2 separate regions of the Mus musculus genome follow, and region 2 is linked to region 1. Evidence: chromatin loops called from intact Hi-C (ENCODE). Cell type or tissue: heart. All regions are shown on one strand. Each heading gives the region's core, and the rest is flanking DNA. Links, peaks and the distances in the headings are about the cores only. Region 1 has its middle 12 kb from the start of Gm33336. Region 2 has its middle 19 kb from the start of Nudt4.

Region 1 (9,341 bases), core at 503-8,502:
CTATTGATTGAATGATGTATAGACCCATGGGTCTGGGCTCTCAGCCAGAGATGGAGCGTGAATAAGACACTCTAGCTTCCGGTCCTTAGAGAGTTTGTACTTAGATGGGTGGGAGGGGCTTAGCCATATCACTACAAATAATTAATGAAAATTACAATAAGTACCACAGCAAAAACATACAGATAGCTGCCGGCTGGTGTGGCTCTCCAGTCCCAGGTACTCAAGAGACTGAGATAGGAAGTTTTCACCACAGCAGCTGAAGGCCAGTCTGGACAACGTGGTGACACTTTGTCTCAAAAGAATTAGTGAAAATAGAAAGAGCTGAAGCACACAAGGGAAGGGCCTTCACCTACTTTGGGTTTCAACGAGACTGTAACAAGAGAGCTCTGTGTGTGTGTGTGTGTGTGTGTGTGTGTGTGTGTGTGTGTGTACGGAAGGAATGTGGTAGGAAGGAGTGACTGGTTAGTATCCTAAGTGAGGTAGTAGCTTGTTCAGCTTCCTTAGTGGGGACATCGACTTGGTCAGCTTGATGCTCTAGAAAGGAAAGAAGACAGTTGTAGGAATTCAAAGGGACGAAGTTAGGCCAACCCACAGGCTATTTGTTCCCTTCTTGATCCCTGGGGAAAAGCCCGTGGAAGACTGCGTTAAGCACTTGGTAGAATTCTCCATCCTAGCTTGGGACTTGCTTTTTGGGTGTTCTAAAATTATGAGTTCAATCTCCTTAATGGTTATAGGAATATTCAAGTATTTGAATTATTGGGTAAATTGTGCTGTTTTTTTTTGAGTGATAGTTTTCTTTTTGTTTGGGAGAGTGGGCATGTACCCGGCCTCAGAACACTGGGATGGCTTCTTGGTGCCAGAGACCTTGTTGATCTAAAGTGTAGTCTTGTGCAGGGCCTGAGGTCAGTTACAGTCATCACATTACTGTTCTTCAGCTCTGCATGTCCCCCAAGCAGAGAGACAAGCAAGTCAGGGATATGCATTCCTGGTTCTCAGAGTATTGTAGGGAGATAGCGACGGAGATGGCAATGAAAAGTGCCCTCAGATCCTCGTCTTGGTCACTGCATCAGCGAGGATCTGCCGCTGCATGGAGCCATTACCACTGAAAGGCACTCTGTGTATGTGTATGTTTATGTACACAATACTCTCACATACATTTTGTTTATGTGTATGTATATGCACACATACACATTATATATACATTATATGCACACACACATATTCTGTATATGTGTATGTATATGCACATACACACTCTATATGTGTAGGTATATGCACACACACTCTGTGTATGTGTATGTGATACAGTCACATACATGCTGTAATATGCATGTATATACACACACATTGTATATGTGTATGTACATGCACATACTACCACACACTCTGAATATATGTATAGATATGCACATACACTCACACGTGCACACACTCTCACATGCACTCTGCATATAGTGCATATATCACTTTCTTAAATTGTGGGTTGCACCTGCACTTTGAATTATGTAACTGGATGTAAGGTTTATGTAAAATTTGGTAAAAGTAAAGGTTTCTGACCATGTAACAACTGCAAATTAGCTCCACATCAAATGCATACTGAATCTTAGACCTTTCTTGTAGGGCTGCCAGTGTTGTATCAAATGACTTCAATGCAGCTGGCTATGACCACGGCATGCTCCTGTGCACTGTGCATGCCGTCCCGACTCTCAGTGCCAACCTAGCTATTTTAATACCTTGGCCCAGCTCTGAGACTACTGTATGCTCTGAAGTACAGTATTTTCACCGCACACACATTTTCTTTTTTGCTCTCATAGAAACATAATGGTTTAATTATAGAAAAAGTCTCCTTTATTCCTGCCACTACTCTTTAGCATGTATCAAATCCGCCTGTCTGTCTGTGGGTTGTATTGTGTTAGAGTGGAATTGCTGTTTAAATTGCTGACTTGAATTTTGTAAGCAGTCATTAAGTGGGCTTTGGCTTGGGAGTAAAACATTTCCAACAATTTTTGCAGTGGCTTTTTGCAGAATACAGTATGTCATTTTGTACTATACGTTTGTATGAAGAGGTATCAGTGATTATGCAGTGAAAATTTCTATCAGCTCAGAAGAATGTCAAGATGTTCTTTGTTCTGCAATATAAAGTATGCAGCCAAAATTTAAATCATTCTGTAAAAATAAACATTCATTTTATCAGCATGCAAATTTACTTTCATCTTGAGGAAATGATAAACTTATGTGTATCAAAGAATTATTTTAAAATAAAGGTATGACTTTATATCAGTAAATGTTTGATATGTGTACCTATTTTATACACTTGTATAGCTAAGGTCTGATAAAAATTTATTGGGTGAAAGAAGTTGCCAGTGAAAGAAGTTTAAGCCTTGGTGTGTGTGTGTGTGTGTGTGGTGTTTATGTGTGTATGTATATATGGGGTGTGTGTGTGTGTGTGAGTGAGAGAGAGAGAGAGAGAGAGAGAGAGAGAGAGTGTGTGTGTGTGTTGGACTTGGCAGGAGATATAGGTGAGGACACATTATCTTCTGGGAACAGAATTCCAGAATGTTTCCTAATTTAGAAATTGTTTTAGTACTGGCCCCTGGAAACCTAGTTGTAAATAAAACTTTACTCTTCCAAGTTGAAACCAAATGGATCGAGCATGGCCTTTTTGAGATATTTATCTTCACTGTTTTTGGGAAACCCCTGTTCTGGATTTTTCAGAAATGCCTGTGTTTTAAGTAATTTCATCTCCTTAAACAAAAACATTTCTTAGTTAAAAAATATAATTTAAAAATTTAAATAAATATACAAGTCCAGAAAAATATGGCAGAAGGCTGACCACCCCTCAGATTCTTATTTTTCCATGTTGGCAATGTAGCAACTTTCATTTCTTTTCATTTTATAGTTTATTTATTTGTAGTTCAGAGGATTGAACCCAGGCCTCATGAATGTTAGGCAAGTTTCACCTTTAACCCTGGCATTACTTAAAGCGAACAATAATAAACTACTGTGAAACAGGCGCTTGCCTAAGTGTTTACAAACAAACCAACAACCAACCAAACAAAAAACTAAAAGCAACAAGAACCCTTGTTCTGTGTAAAACCATATTCAGGAAATAGTAGTGTTTTCTTCAGCTTACAGATGAGCTAATACACATTTAGAGAAACTAACTAAGTCACTTAAAGTCATAGAGCCAGCCAGTAGGGGAAACTGAGTTAGAGCATTTCATGCGGCGTTAGAGCAGGAAATCTAGTAGAAATATTGTGAGTGATAGCAGGAACTTCAAAAGGGAAAACGAAAGAGACTTTACTTTTAATGATTTTATTTAACCTGACAAGAGCAGAGCATTATCATTTGAACAGGTAGGTCGTCCACACCCAGGTTACACTTGAACTCCTCAAGTTCTTTCTGCTACACCTCCCAGCTGGAGACTAAGCTTTCAGGAAGGACTTCCGGAAGAGCTGGGTTCCTGGCCCCCTTTGGCAGAGTGCTTGCTTAGTGTACCTGAAGTCCTGGCTCCCATTCCTGATGTGACATAAAACAAATAGCTCACACTTGTAAGCCCAACACTTGGGAGGCTGAGGCAGGAGAATTGCTATGAGTGTGAGGTTAGCTTGGACCACAGCGTGAGTCCTTATCTGTAAAACAAACAAACAACAAAACTGACAATTGGTGTGGCTGCTCACACTTACAAATCCAGTATTTAGAAGGCAGATAAGGGGGATCAGAAATTCAAGGGCCCAGCTTGTATACATGAGATCTTGTCTCAAAACAAAACCTCCAAATTTCATTTATACTTATATTTTATAAAACTTATACTGAAAAGTCAATAATATGTATATTATATGTAGTATATATAAAATATATACACTCAAGTTATAAGATTTCTCCAGTGACTAAATATATCTTCAAATTAACGTTTAAATTATAATGTAATTTAAAAAGTCTTTCTTGATCACCAAAGCCATATTTCAAGTGCTCATTCAGTCATGAGTGAGCTGCCTAGAGCCTGAATTCAGCTTTCTGTGGCTGGCTGAATCTCAGGGGAGTAAGCTTATGCCACAGCCAGAGAGAGGAAGAAAATGTGTGGGTGAAGGGAAAGCCAGTGTCAGGCTTTCCTTTTGGCTGTCATGAAAGTTCCAGTGAGTTCTGGAGTGCTAGGTAGCCAGGGAGGGAAGCTAGGCATGTTTCTCTTCACTTTTCAGAATGTATCTTGTGAGTTTCCTAGCAATCCTGGCTCTTCAGAGGAGAGTGCCAGCTCTCAAAGTAGAACCGATTAGAGCCAAGTAGAAATGGCCACGAGCTTTTAAGAGACAGCTCATCTGTTGGGCACGCTGTGAGGCCACTGGCTATGTCCCTGTGATGGTTAGTCACTCAGTACAGGGTCCAAAGTCAAGGCCAGATCGTCTACAGCAAACACTAGAGTCTAAAAAGATCTTGGGTCAGATAAGGAGGCGCATGACTTAATTCCCAGGACTCTGGAGGCAGAGGCTGGTAGATGGCTGTGACTTCAAGTCTTTTCCTGTTCACAGAGTTTCAGGCCAGCCAGGGCTTCATAGGGAGGGCATGTCTCCAAAAAAGCCTTGGATTTATTCTTGCGGTTGTTCATGAGTGTTGTTAGGTTTGGCATATGTTCTGAGATGGCTCTGGTGCTAGCCTTTTGTTTTGTTTTTTGTTTTTGTTTTTCAAAACATGGCTTCTCTGTGTAGCTCTCACTGTCCTAGAACTCAGTCTATAGATCAGGCTAGCCTTGAACTCTGAGACCCACCTGCCTCTGCCTCCCAAGCTAAGATTAAAGGTATGAGCCACCACCATCCAGTGTGGTGCTGGCCTTTTAAATTCATGTTTATTGCACAGCAGTAAATCACTTAATGAGCCTCTTCAGATATAAAAATGTACTTTTTGTTATTTCTGCCAGGAATTAGAGAGTAGTTTCAGGTTTAGAAAATCATCTTATGGAGCTGAGGAGATGGCTCAGTGGCTAAGGACATGGACTGCTCTCCCCGAGGACTTGAGTTTGATTCCCAGCACCCACATGGCAGCTCAGAACAGGCTGTAACCCCAGCTTCAGAGGACCCCATGCCTTTTGTGGTAGCTGTGGGCACCAGCCATGCAAGTGGCATGCAGACATAAAATAGCCATTCAGATAAAATAAAATTTGATTAAAAATAAACTTCAGGGCTAGGGAAACAGCTAAGTAGTAAAGAACTTTATGAATGTGCCAAAGTCCTGTGTTCTATCTTCAGCAACACACACACACACACACACACACACACACTCAACTTATGAAAGATACATTATTTAATAACACACACACTCAAGGTACATTATTAAATATTAATATTTCAATTTAATACCAGAACGATTAGTTTTAATTGTCAACTTGTCACAGTCGGTTATCACCTGGACACTCAAGTGAGGTTGTATTGGTTACATTGCTTGAGATGAGAGGGTCTGCCCACTGTGGGCAGCACCATTCCCTAAGTTTGAGACCTAGACTGTGTAAGAGTAAAGAAAGCAAGCTGAGTATTAAACATGCATGCTTTCACTTCTATCTGATTTTGCCTTTGGATGTGTTAGGTTCTTCAAGTTTCTGCCTTGACTTCCCCAAATGATAGATTATAACCCTTAATTATAAGCCAAACAAATCTTTTCTTCATAAGGTTGCTTTAGTTAGGGTATTTATTTATTTATTTAGTTAGTTTTTTTGAGACAGAGTTTCTCTGTTGCCCTGGCTGTCCTGGAACTTACTCTGTAGACCAGGCTGGCCTTGAACTCAGAAATCCACCTGCCTCTACCTCCCAAATGCTGGGACTAAAGGTGTGCACCACCACTGCCCGGCTAAGTCAGTGTATTTTAATTGCATCGACTCCTTTTTTTGGAGACAGGGTCTCTCACTGGGTCCTATAGTTCACCAAATAGCCTAGGTTTGGGGGGATGTTTCTTATTTTGTGTTGGACCACATTCATAGCATCCTTGGACTGTGGGTAGGATATGCCTGGAGGAAGATCAATGAGCCACCACACCTGTCTTCTTTTTAAACTCCAATGCCTCCTCCTTATTTTTAAATTCTACAGAAGGGTTTTGATGAGCTAAGCTCCCCATGGCCTTGCATTTGCTCTGAAGCTCAGAGAAGACTTGAATTAAGGGTTCTTCTTCCTTAGCTCTGGGGTAGCTGTGGGTAACAGACCCAAGTCTCCAAGTCCTGGGGTTCGTACTTGTTCTTTAATTGAATATTTTTTTATGTTACTTGTTTATGTGTGTGTCTATATGTATGCACATGCCCTCTGTCATGTGGAGGTCAGAAGACATCTTTTGGGATTTGGTTCTCTTGTTCTACTTAGTGGGACTCAGGATTTGAACTCAAGTCCTCGAAGTTGACAAGAAGTGTCTTCATCTGCTGAGCCATTTGGCTCTTTAATTTAAAAGATGATGATGGTGATGGTGATGATGATGGTGGTGGTGGTGTGTTTACATTGTCCAGGGTTCAAACTCATGCTGTCAGGACTGGACAGAGAGGCCCTAGATACAAAGATAGATATGTCCTAAATCCCGTGTCCTCAGTAAGACTGTGGCAAGGAAAGCTAAGAATGAGCTCTTGGCTTGGTGTGGGGGCTCACACTAATCCAGCATTTAGAAGGCGGAAGCAGGAAGATCGTGAGTTTCAGGCTAGTCTTGGGCCACATAGAGAGTTCAGTCTAGGCTACTTTAAGACATCGTAGTGTAAGAGAAAGATCTTCTGGGGGTCAGCTTCCTGTCTCGCCTTTCCTGGGCATGCTGAAGCAGTCATTCACAAATTCCCGACCCAGTAAGCATTCAGTGTCCATTTTGACACAGGCTTTCTCTGGGACTGCCTTGTTGGCCCGGTTGGCTCCTGATTTATAATCCCTGTCTTCAGCGCCCCAGGTATGACCTGGTGTTCTTTCTCCGGGGCCCCACGCCTTGTCTCACACAGGACTCTGGCCACCGTTCTCTGGGGAATCTGTACTTTTGTACTTTAATACAATACCACATGTTGCGGTGACCCTTCAACTATAAAACTTGGTTGTTGCTATTGCTTAACTGTAATTTTGCTATTGTTATGAATTGTAAGGTAAGCATTCTGTGTTATCCGATGGTCTTGGGTGACCCTTGTGAGAAGGTCGAACGACCCTGAGGGGATTGTGACCCATAGGTTGAGAATCCTGGCTTTAGGGACAAACAGGAAGTGCCTAGGACATCTCTCTTGAGAGCCTGGAAATACACGAGGTGTGTGCCTACGGTGGGTGGTAGAATCGGGGATTTTTCTTGGAGAGGATTTGGACCAAATCCTGAGGCAGATTCACATATTAGATTCACTGACAGAGTCGAGAGAGTATATCATAGACTAAATTCCATACACGCCCTTAAAAATCCCCCAGAGATTAGCTGGGAGATGAGAAAACACTGGCTCTGGCTGATAAGACCACGCTCTGTGGGTCACCCAGCTCTGCAGACCTGGCTCTGCCCGGGGAACGTGAGGAAGGAAGGACGCCTGCTTAAGAGGCGGGGATTTCAGTGTGTGGAAATGACTCTGGATTTTCTACACAAGTGCTCAATTGTCTCTCGCCTCATCTCTAAGAGTCACCTGTGACCATGAGGAGAGAAGGTGACAGTATAAAAGGTTCATTATTTTCGTTCTTTTCTCTCTGAAAACTATCACTCCACAGTTTGATTCTCCCTGATTCAAGGAGAAAAATGAGATCCGAGGGAAGTTTTGAGCTGTTTTGGCTTTCCCTCTCTAACTGTCCTGGCTCTCGGGTGGAGGGCAGTGGAAATGTACAGTGGGGCTGAGAGCCACTCTGTGCCACACAGCCCAGCTTCCTCCTTGTTCCTTCTGCTCCTCTCTCCCCTCCCCTCCTCATTTTTTACTCTTTCTCTAGGGATCAAGCTCTGTCTCCTGCTCTCTCAAATGCAAACTAACAGCGCTATGACAAAACTAAGGTGGGCTAAATGAATGGGCTAGAATGAAAACCTGTGTAGAAAAACAAAGACAAAAACGCTTGAGAAAAACTGAATTGAGCAGAGTCTGATGAACACGGGACTGTGCCGACCGAGACTGAGAGGTTCAGTGGGTTCAGCTCCACAGCCTGGGCAGGCTGCGTTTGTGGACAGAGATGGGAATCGAGGTATCAGATCGGCTCTGCTGGGGACGACAGACATGGGCTTCATTCAAGCTGTCGACTAATGCAAACTCAGAGGCTGTAAAAATGATTTGGTAATTTACTTTGGAATCTCAATTTGGGAGACACAGACTCATCTAGCTCGGATTCAGTGTCTCAGAGTTCTAGGCAATAGGGGCTTCTGCGAGGTACTGAGTATGGTGGTGAGGACCATGCCGAGGACAGAAGACAAGGAACGGAATGTCTAAGTGGAACGGAAATGTCCGTAAACCACAGGCCCAATACCATTTTGGTGTGCACCTTGAGCCTGTGGGTACACAGTAATTGTCTGGTTCTTCCAGACACGGTGGTCAGGGGTTGGGGTGAAAAAAAATTCACATTCCTAGGCAGTAAGTAGCTTGAGCTGAATCAGTCCCGTCCCTCCTACAAGGAACAAAGTTCTTCCCAGGTTGCTTTCTCCGTAATTGTTATCCCCACGGGATGTCCTCCAATTATTTGGTGGTGGTCTGTAATTGGCTGAAGTCTGGCTGTTGTGATTGGCTGGCTGAGCGTCAAGAGTACACAAAGGTTTTTGCCTGTGCTAGGTTTTCCATTACACTACAGTAGGTCGAAGTTCCGTTGGATGGAATTATCCTCAGGGCAAATTTAGCTGAATTTATAAACGCAAAGCAAAGTGGGTGGGTAGGTACAGCGGGAGAGCACGTGCTTTGGCCGCGTTAGCATTTCTCATGAAGTTCCTGTGTTCCTCACCTATGGAAACAATGACTGCCTTTCAGAGTTTCATTAGGAACAATAGAGACATCTGTACAGGACTGAACCTGTGTCTACAGTAAAAAACACTCAAGAGACTCAAGAGATTTAATCCTTTTTTTTTTTTTTTTTTGAGACTGACCCTCCAACTATAGCATAGCAAGCCTGGAACTCACCATGAGTCTCAGACTGGACTCAAACTGACAGTAATCCTCCTGCTTCAGCTACATGACTGTCAAAGTACAGGTGTAAGCTACTACGCCTGGCTCAAAAGTATAACTCTTCACTAAGTCAGAGATCTGCTAAGGAATGAGAGCTCATCATAGGTCTTTGTGCCTTGGGCCTAGCAGTGTGCCAGAAGGAAGGACAATTTGGTGTTCTAACAGGCAGCTTGCTTCTGAATCTTAGCAGTGAGTAACCTGTATCTATGTACTTTCAAATTTCATATGCTTGACA
Region 2 (9,341 bases), core at 410-8,409, 61 kb before region 1:
TTTCTGGGGTGTCTGAAGACAGCTACAGTGTGCTATATGTAAGCACTTCACCCATAGTGGGTGAAGCTTGGGCGGGCCAGTTTGGAGGGTTACAACTAAAGACAAAAAGCAATCTTGGAAGCTTTTCAGGACTTACATAAAGAATAGCTACTTTTCTGGCAATAAGGCATCCATATTGCATTGTTTGAAGCCTTTTCCTATGGATGCAAGAGGGTTTTGGGATGCAGAAATAAAACTTACTGGTAGCTTGCTTCAAAATGATCCAATTCATTGTTCCGTGTTGGCACTTAGAAGCTGTCACAAAGTATAAGACAAATGGCCAGCAAGTGCATACATTCAGGGACTGTCTTAGGGTTTTATTGCTGAGAAGAGACACCATGACCAAGGCAAGTCTTATAAAAGAGAACATTTAATTGGACCCGGCTTACAGTTTCAGAGGTTTAGTATTGTGGTAGTTTATTAAGTTCTACTCTGATCTCCCCGGCAGCAGCAGCACCAGTTCCTTGCCACCTGCCTAATGTTCTAGACACACACACACACACACACACACACAGACACACACACACACACGGCCTTATATTTAATATGTCTTAAACAGTGCAATGGTTGGGCACTTCCAAACCTTCTTACGGCTAACACACTCTCCACTCCGATATTCGCGAATCATTTCTTACTAAAATCTATATTCCATCCTGGCCACCCTGGGTACAGGCCTACAGCCCTCCTGGGCCACAATCTCTGATTCTTGAATGTGGACTGTCTCTCTGTCCTACAGCTCTCAGGCCTGATCTTTCTGCTCCCCTGACATGATAGTTCTAAGTCCTTCCTCTTTCCTGGGTTCCTTTGCCTAGGAAATTTAAAGCCCCACTTCTGTCTCCTTGCCTAGCCATTAGCCACCTGCAACTTTATTAATTAACTGGAGGCAGGGGCCTGTGGAGTCTTACATGCAAATTCCTGAGTAATTTGGGAACCCAATTAACATACTATAAGCAATAAACCAAATCCACACCAGTTTATTCCATTATCACACGCTCTTAACTCAGACATGAGGTACTGATAAATCCGAGAGGAGTTCTACATCTCCATCCAAAGATAGCCAGAAGGAGACTGTCTTCTGCATATAGGGGTCGGGGTAAGGGGTAGGGAGGTGTCTTTTTCCACACTGAGTGGAGCTTGACCATAGAAACCTAAAAGCCTACCCCCACAATGACACACTTTCTCCAATGAGGCCACACCTCCCAGTAGTGTCACTTCCCATGGGCCAAGCATTCAAACACATGAGTCAATGGGTCCAAACCTATTCAAACCTTCTCAAGAGGTGGGACCATTGGTACCCTGCCATGGAACTGTGGTATGGATCCAGAATAATCACACACTGTTCTTTGGGCTGATCAGGGATATCTAGCTGGAGGAAGAGGCAAGGTTCTTTGAAGCACAGTTGGGTGTCTTCGTATATTTATGTTTTCTTTAATTGCTACATGTTTGTTAAAGAAACTCAGAGGAAAAAGTAAGAAAAAAATTGAGATTATGTACAATTGGAAATTTTGTTTCTTACCTGAGGATGTGTAGTCATCTTAGTTTCCTTTTTTAAAAAAATTTTAATTAATTTTTATTTATATGAGTTCACTGTCTTCAGCTGTCATCAGACACACCAGAAGAGGGCATTGGATCCCATTACAGATGGTCGTGAACCACCTGGTGATTGACTGGGAATTGAACTCACGACCTCTGGAAGAGGCTCTTAACTACTGCACCTTTCTCCAGCCCCTTAGTTTCCTTTTTTTTTTTCTAAATTTAAAATTTATTTTATTTTATGTGGTATTTTGCCTGCATATATGAATGTGTATCATGTGCATACCTGTTGCCTACAGAAGACAGACCAGGGCATCTAATCCCCTGGGATTGGAGTCAAATGATTATGAACTGCCACGTGGGTGACAATCAAACCTGGGTCCTCTGAGAGAGCAACCAATATCCTGAAACGCTGAGCCATCTCTCTGGCCCTCTTTGCCTCTTTTGTTGTAGCTGTGAAAAGACGTTCTGCCAAAAACAATTTAGGGGAAAATGGATTTATTTTGGTTCATAGTTTAAGGTACAGGTCTGGGGTGGTAAAGAAATCAAGGCAGCAGGATTTAGAAACAGCTGGTCACATAGCATCCAAAGGAAGCAAAGAACAATAAATAAATGCATGCAGCTGCTCAGCTCTCAAGAGCCTAAAGCCAGGGAATGGCGCCACCCTCAGTGGGCAGGTCTTTCTACCTCAAGGCAATCAGGTTAGTCACTGGGTATCTCTCAGATGATTCTAGAGTCTGTTAAGTTGACAGTCAACAATAACTATGATAATATTCACTGTGTTGGTTTGAATATGCTCAGCTCAGAGAGTAGCACAATTTGGAGGTATGGCCTTGGAGTGGGTGTGATCTTGTTGAAGGATGTGTCTCACTGTGGGCAAGGGCTTTAAGATCCTCGTCCTAGCTGCCTGGAAACCAGTCTGCTAGAGGCCTTCAGATGAAGATGTAGAACTTTCAGCTCCTCCTGCACCATGCTTGTCTGGATGCTGCCATGCTCCTACCTTGATGATAATGGACTGAACCTCTGAACATGTAAGCCAGCCCCAATTAGATGTTGTCCTTATAAGACTTGCCTTGGTCATGGTGTCTGCTCACAGCAGTAAAACCCAAACGCAGACACTCACTAGATGTTCTCTCTTTCCCTGCACCCCTCTCTTTCTCAGACGACAGACTTTTCATGTAGTAGGCAAGTGCTCTGCTACTCTGCTGCACTCCCCAGTCCTTGATGAGGTTTGATAAAGTGGGCTTGGTGTCTATCTGAATCTCAGCACTTGGAGACTGAGGCAGGAGAATCCTGAGTTCCAGGTCAAGCTAGGCTATATAGGGAACACTGTCTTAAAACGAACAAACATTCCAAGCCAAACCAAACCCACAAGCAATCCTTCTGTCTTCAAAGGCCATACATCAAGATTGGAGGGGCACTACTCCCACTCCAGAAAGTTCCCTCAATCCTTTCGACACAATCCCCACTCATTGTCTCCAACCTCTCAGACTGCCGCTGTCTTCATTTCTGTCACTACAGATTGCCTTTGCCTATTCGCACGAATAAAAATAGTTTTATATTTTGCTTTTTAAACCTAGCAATGTGAACAATTTCTACCTCAATGTTTATCTACTACTCTTTATTTCCCTTCTCTTCCCTTCCTTCTTTTTTCTTGTTTTGAAATAGGATCTTACTCTGCAGCCTATGATAGCCCCAAACTCAGAGCAATTCTGTCTCAGTCTCTCAAGCGCTATGTCATAGGTCTATGCCCACAATATCACTTTCAATTGAAAAGTAATATTGCTTCTGTGTGTGCTCTAACATGCACACATACTCAAACTCACACACTCACCCACACCCACACCCACCAACACACACACATATACCCATGCACATATTCACTTACCCTACACACATACACACACTCACACATACACCCACACATACTCACACACACACTCACACACACACTCATACCCACACACCCATACACCCACTCACACACCCACACACACCCATACACACACACACACACACACACACACACACACACACACACACACACACAGATCCACACCTGCACACCAATCAGTTTCTCACTGTTGGGGATTGGCTTCATCTGTCCTTTCTCTGTCACCTTCCTTCCATTCTACTTGACACACAGCACTGTTACCAATATCTTTATGGGTACATTTTTGCACACGGGCTTGTTTCTGTAGGCGGCACTCCTAAAACTGGAATTTCTATGTCAATAAATGGACATCTCAAACCATATTGCTAAAAGACACCCAGAACGACTATCTCCAGACACCTCAGAATTACTCTTGAGTTTGGGGCTATCACAGTCTACATAGAAATTTCCAGGTCAGCCTGGGCTACATCATATCACAAAACAAGAAAGAGAAAGAAGGGAAAGAGTTGTTTTTCGACACTGTGACAAACCCTCAGTTGAGGATGGGTGGGAGTCTTTGTTGCTAGTCTATTTCATATTTTAAATGTGGCAATTGATTTTAATCTATATTTCTCTTATTACTAGTGGGGTTGAACACTTTCAACTGAGGAAAGTTTCACCATGTCACTTTACAGTGGAAAATGGTCTTTTTTTTTTTAAATAAACTTTCTAATGATCAATAATCTGCTCATGGAAAATTGTGATCAGACTGAAGACAGGAAGATAAAAATAGAACAATTTGGAAAGCTGCAAGCTGAACTTTGTTTCAATTTTATTTTTAGCCAATGACCTCTTCTATAATCTTGTTTTTAAAATAGCTTTTGCTGTTTTAGACAATCATTTTATTTACTTTCAGAAAGACTTTGATTCTGCTTGAGGGAAAAATAAATGTAGTCAGACAGAGAGAGCCACAAAGCTGGTGCCCGGGCAGCCCCTTGCCCTCAGTAAGTCCAACATCAAAATCCGAATCTGTGTGCCAAATCCCTGCATAGGCTGGTCCCATCTTCCTATTTCCCTGTCATTTAACTTCAAACCGTAATTAACATCAATAAGATATGGTTATCTTGCCTGATGGTTTCCACAGAACCTTGGGCATTTTAGTGTATTTGTGTGTCTGTGCTCATGCGTGAGTGTGGAGGTGAGAGTCAACAGCAAGCCTCTTCCTTAGCTGCTCTCCATCTTACTTTCTGAGACAAGGTCTCTCACTGAACTTGGAGTTCACTGATTGGCTAGAGTAGACGGCCAGTGAGTTCTGGATTCACCTATCTCTCCTCCTGGTGTTTGTCCTGTGTTGTGTCCCATTTGGTCCCTCCCCCCCCCCCCCCCCCACACACACACTGGAGTTACAGGTGTTTGTCACCATGCCTGTCTTTTACATGGGGGCCTGGGGATATGAACTCAGGTTCTGATGTTTATATGGCAAGACTTTTCCTGCCTGAGCCCTTTCCTTCGGCCCATGAATTAGGTTTTAAAGGAAATAAGAAGCCACCAAAGCTTTACTTATGGCTTAGTTGGATTTTGAGGTCCTTGGTAGAATGTGGGGTTTGATTAAATACCTCAAGGTTTCATTTAAGACACAAAACTCGGGGCTGGAGACATGGATCCCCACAGGCTGCTCTTCGAAAGGACATGGGTTCAATTCTTAGCACCTGTTGTGTCAATCCACAACTGTCTCTACCTCCAAGATCTTACAGCCTCATGCAGACATACATGCAGGCAAGACACCAGTGCACATGAACTAAAAATAAATTATTTTAAGAAAGTTTAAAAAAGACACTAAACCCATAAAATAAAAATTATTGTTGTGACTCAAAATGTTAGCAACAAGATTAACGTTGGTACCTTCAGCTAATTACTTTTTCTTTGTTGTTTTTGTTTTCTGCCACCTACTCCCACTCCTACACAGAGTTCCTTTGTGTAGCTCTGGCTGTCCTAGAAATCCATCTATAGACCAGGCTGGCTTCAAACTCAGAGCTCCACCTGCTTCTGCCTCCCAAGTACTGAGATTAAAGGTTTGTGCCACCGTCACCTGGGTTTTGTTTTCTATCTTGTAAAGGGGGGATAATAATAATGTGCATCTTTTTTGGGGTGCAACAGTAAAAGACAAATAGAAAGCTCTTAGATCACTGTCTGACCTAGAAAATATCCATGGCAAATAGTGGCTGCTCTTTCTTCTTCTTCTTCTTCTTCTTCTTCTTCTTCTTCTTCTTCTTCTTCTTCTTCTTCTTCTTCCTCTTCCTCTTCCTCTTCCTCTTCCTCTTCCCCTTCTCCTCCTCCTCCTCCTCTTCCTCTCCCTCCTCCTCTTCCTCCTCCTCCTCTTCCTCCTCCTCCCTCTCCTCCTCTTCCTCCCCCTCCTCCCCCTCTCCCCCTCCCCTCCCCCTCTCCTTCTTCTTCTTCTCTGCTCCTCCTCCTCCTCCTTTTTCTTTCTTCTTCTTTACAACTCAATGGAGAATACATAGCATCAAATGAACAGAGCCATGGCTCTGTCCTTCATCAACCCACTCTAATACATACTTAAAACTTTGAAACTGATAGTTTATATTATCAAGTAAACAAAATTCTAACTTCCTCATTCTACCTGGGTGGACATAGTCAACAACTCTCCATAGATTCTTCCTCAGAACTAAACTGCCTTCTCAAGTTGGTGGATGCTTAAGTCATGTAGTAACCAAATGGTCTGGGTATCCTGACTTTCCCAGGGTCATGGACTAAAAAGAGAAACAGATAACTTATGAGTTGCTTCAGTATGTTCAGAATAGATGCTGGGCCTGGAGATCAAAGAGCTTATAGAGAGGGACTGGGGTCATAGCCTGGCCGTAAAGCATGTGCTTGGCATGCAAGCAGCCCTGAGTTTAATCTCTAGCAGCAGCAACAACAACAAGAACAGCACACACACACACATACACACACACACACACACACACACACACACACAGAGAGAGAGAGAGAGAGAGAGAGAGAGAGAGAGAGAGAGAGCTTTCAGAGGAAAAAGGTAAGAGAGGAGCCCCTGAAGTAACTTGATAATATTCTCCTCTGTAGCCATAAGACTTAGGGGTGTTACTTCTGTTGGTTGCCTTGGGCGATTTTTCTGGGGGTGGGAAGTGGGAGGGGTGTTTGATTTTTTTTTTAAATGAGCTCCACTGTGACCTCACTGTCTGTCTCAGTAGTGATGTGCAGGGGTTTGATTCTGATTTTGTACCTCCTACTCTGATAACAGTAATTTGCCAGTCCACCTGGAGTTCTCAAAATAGACAGGCTCCGTAGAATTGCTGGATGCATTACACATGAGCCTACTGCAGAACATGAGATGGATGTAGCAGGCGGAGTGGAGCGCCTGTCTGTAAACCCAGAACTTAGGAGGTAAAAGACCGGGAGTTCAAGGTCATCCTTAGCCAGTTCTCAAGTTCCAAACCAGCTTGGGCTAGGTCAAACCCAGAACAAACAAATGAGTGCATGCAAATTTTAAAAGAGACAAGGTGTCCAGCTGCGATTTCTTAAATTTTGTTTTGTTTTGTTTTGGTTTTTGGTTTTTGGAGACAGGGTTTCTCTGTGTAGCCCTGGCTGCCCCGGAACTCACTCTGTAGACCAGGCTGGCCTCAAACTCAGAAATCCACCTGCCTCTGCCTCCCAAGTGCTGGGATTCAAAAGCGTGCGCCACCACTACCTGGCTGATATCTTCAATTTTAAAAGAAATTTCCAGTAATGAAAATATCATAATGCTTCTAAATGTGTTAACATGAAAGATAGGTTAAGGGTTTTTTGGTTTGTTTGTTTTTGTTCATTTGGAGCCAAATGTTAATATATGTTAATATGTTAAATATAAAAATCTACTACTCTAAAAGGGAATCTCTCTCCATATATACATATATATACACATGCATATATACATCTAAATATATAGTTATCATCTATATCTCCAACTATCCATCTATCAATTTATCTATCCATCTATCTATCTATCCATCCATCTATCCATCAAACCATCCATCCAACCATCTATCTATCTATCTATGTACCTATGTATCTATGTATCTATCTATGTATCTATGTATCTATGTATCTATGTATCTATGTATCTATCTATCTATCTATCTATCTATCTATCTATCTATCTATCTATCCATCCATCCATCCATCCATCCATCTATCTATCTATCTATCTATCTATCTATCTATCTATCTATCTACCTACCTATCTATCATTCCTAGAGTAATGTTCTTCAGGCACCATCCACCAGTTTTTTTAAAAGATGGTTTCTCACTGGCCTAGAACCTGTGGACTAGGACTGGGCCAGTGAACACCAAGGACCCTCCCATTTCTGCTTCCCCAGAACTGGGTTTAAAAGCACAGGCACACTTTTAAAGTAGGTACTGGGAACTGAGTTCAGGACCTTGTACTGGCCAGCAAGTACTTTATGGAGTGAGCTTATCTCCCCAGTGCATTAATGTACTTTAGTATTTCAGAAGATTAATCAGGCAGGTACTTTTGAAGGGTTGTACCTGTTTATCTTCATCCTTTGCTTTGGCAGTGTAGTGGATGTCATTCAGGGCTTGGCGAATGCTAGGGTCTACCTCTGATCTACATGCCAAGAGAATCGTAGGTCATTTTCTCTTTCTTTCTTTTGTTTGTTTTTGTTTTTTTTGTTTTGTTTTGTTTTGTTTTGTTCTTGATTTTTAGAGACAACATTTCTGTGTGTAGCTTTGGCTATCCTGGAATTGGCTCTATAGATTAGACTGACCTCGAACTCATAGAAATCCACTTGGCTCTGCCTTCAAAGTGCTGGGACTAAAGACATGTGCCACCACCATTTCTTACTGGAAAACAATGTATTTAGGGAAATTAGAACAAGAGTATGTGGAATTTTTAGTTTTTCTGTTCTACAGTGTTGCAGTAGGCTCAAAAACACATTTTGTTTTTATTGTTTTGCTGTGTACTAAGGTTTGAACCCAGTGTCTTGTTCACTCTAGGTGCATCCATCTCAAAACTCTTCTAAAAGATACACAGTATTTCTTCCTTAGCATCACTAAAGTTTTAGCCATTTTTTTTGAAAGCTTGTGATAAAAACAAGACTGTTATTTAGTTTGCGTTTATGGTGTGAGAACTTATTGTTATTGTTATACAGGAGGTAATGACTGGGTTTCATTGTGTAAAGCGCCAAGAGAAAGCATCTTTTAAAATCAGAAGTCGTCTGATGGAAGAACAATGCTTTGAGTTAGATTTGATCTCTGCGTAATGGTCTTTTGTTTGAGAGAGTGCAGTTTAGAGTAATTGAAAAAGAACCCTACCCGCTGCTTTCTCCAACATGTAATTGAATTTCACACAAAGGGGAGAGGGAGACTATTTCCAGGTGCACTGTGTGTTGTATTTCCTATAGATTAATTTCTCTGGTGCCTCGCTGCTGTTAGGTACCCTGCAGAGGATTTATTTCAGTGCTTATTTTAAGACAGCTGAAGGAGAATGACATTTCTTTTGAAACCAACCTCTGATTTGATTGGACGTCACATTTCTTTAAAATAGCAAACATTGGCTCTCCATCACATTTTTGGTTTATTTCTATCAACTTGCCAAAGGAATGAAATTAGGAGACATAATTGTGTTTCACAATCCCCAGGGCTATGATTTCAAACCGATCTAGAATGCTCTGCCACAAACCACAAAACCTTGTGTAAGATGTAGGTTCAACCAAGCGACATCATTTTGTGTCCTTCAGTCATTGCTGGGGTGTGTGCACCCAGAAGAAATTCCATGTGCCCTTATTTTGATCAACAGTATCTTTTTTTTTTTTTTTTTGAGACAGTGTTTCTCTATGTAGTCTTGGCTGTCCTGGAATGAGCT

The links. Hi-C counts contacts between places; a loop is a spot of excess contacts. Peaks named below come from ENCODE experiments on the same cell type or tissue, not always from the same donor. Only the 100,000 strongest peaks of a DNase experiment are listed, where the experiment ranks them.
Region 2: a loop joins it to region 1, with 2.7 times the contacts of the local background. A loop is called at or near these places in 2 of 42 quality-filtered maps.

What each region holds. Positions count from the first base shown.
Region 1 is chr10:95,639,837-95,649,177 of GRCm38, forward strand. No RefSeq gene overlaps it. Among named protein-coding and RNA genes, the nearest start is that of Gm33336, 12 kb to the left of the region's middle. In heart, for the core only: no CTCF peak of the experiment used is centred there; DNase peaks (open chromatin) are centred at 1,705 and 4,345; H3K27ac peaks cover 1,479 bases.
Region 2 is chr10:95,578,873-95,588,213 of GRCm38, forward strand. No RefSeq gene overlaps it. Among named protein-coding and RNA genes, the nearest start is that of Nudt4, 19 kb to the left of the region's middle. In heart, for the core only: no CTCF peak of the experiment used is centred there; no DNase peak of the experiment used is centred there.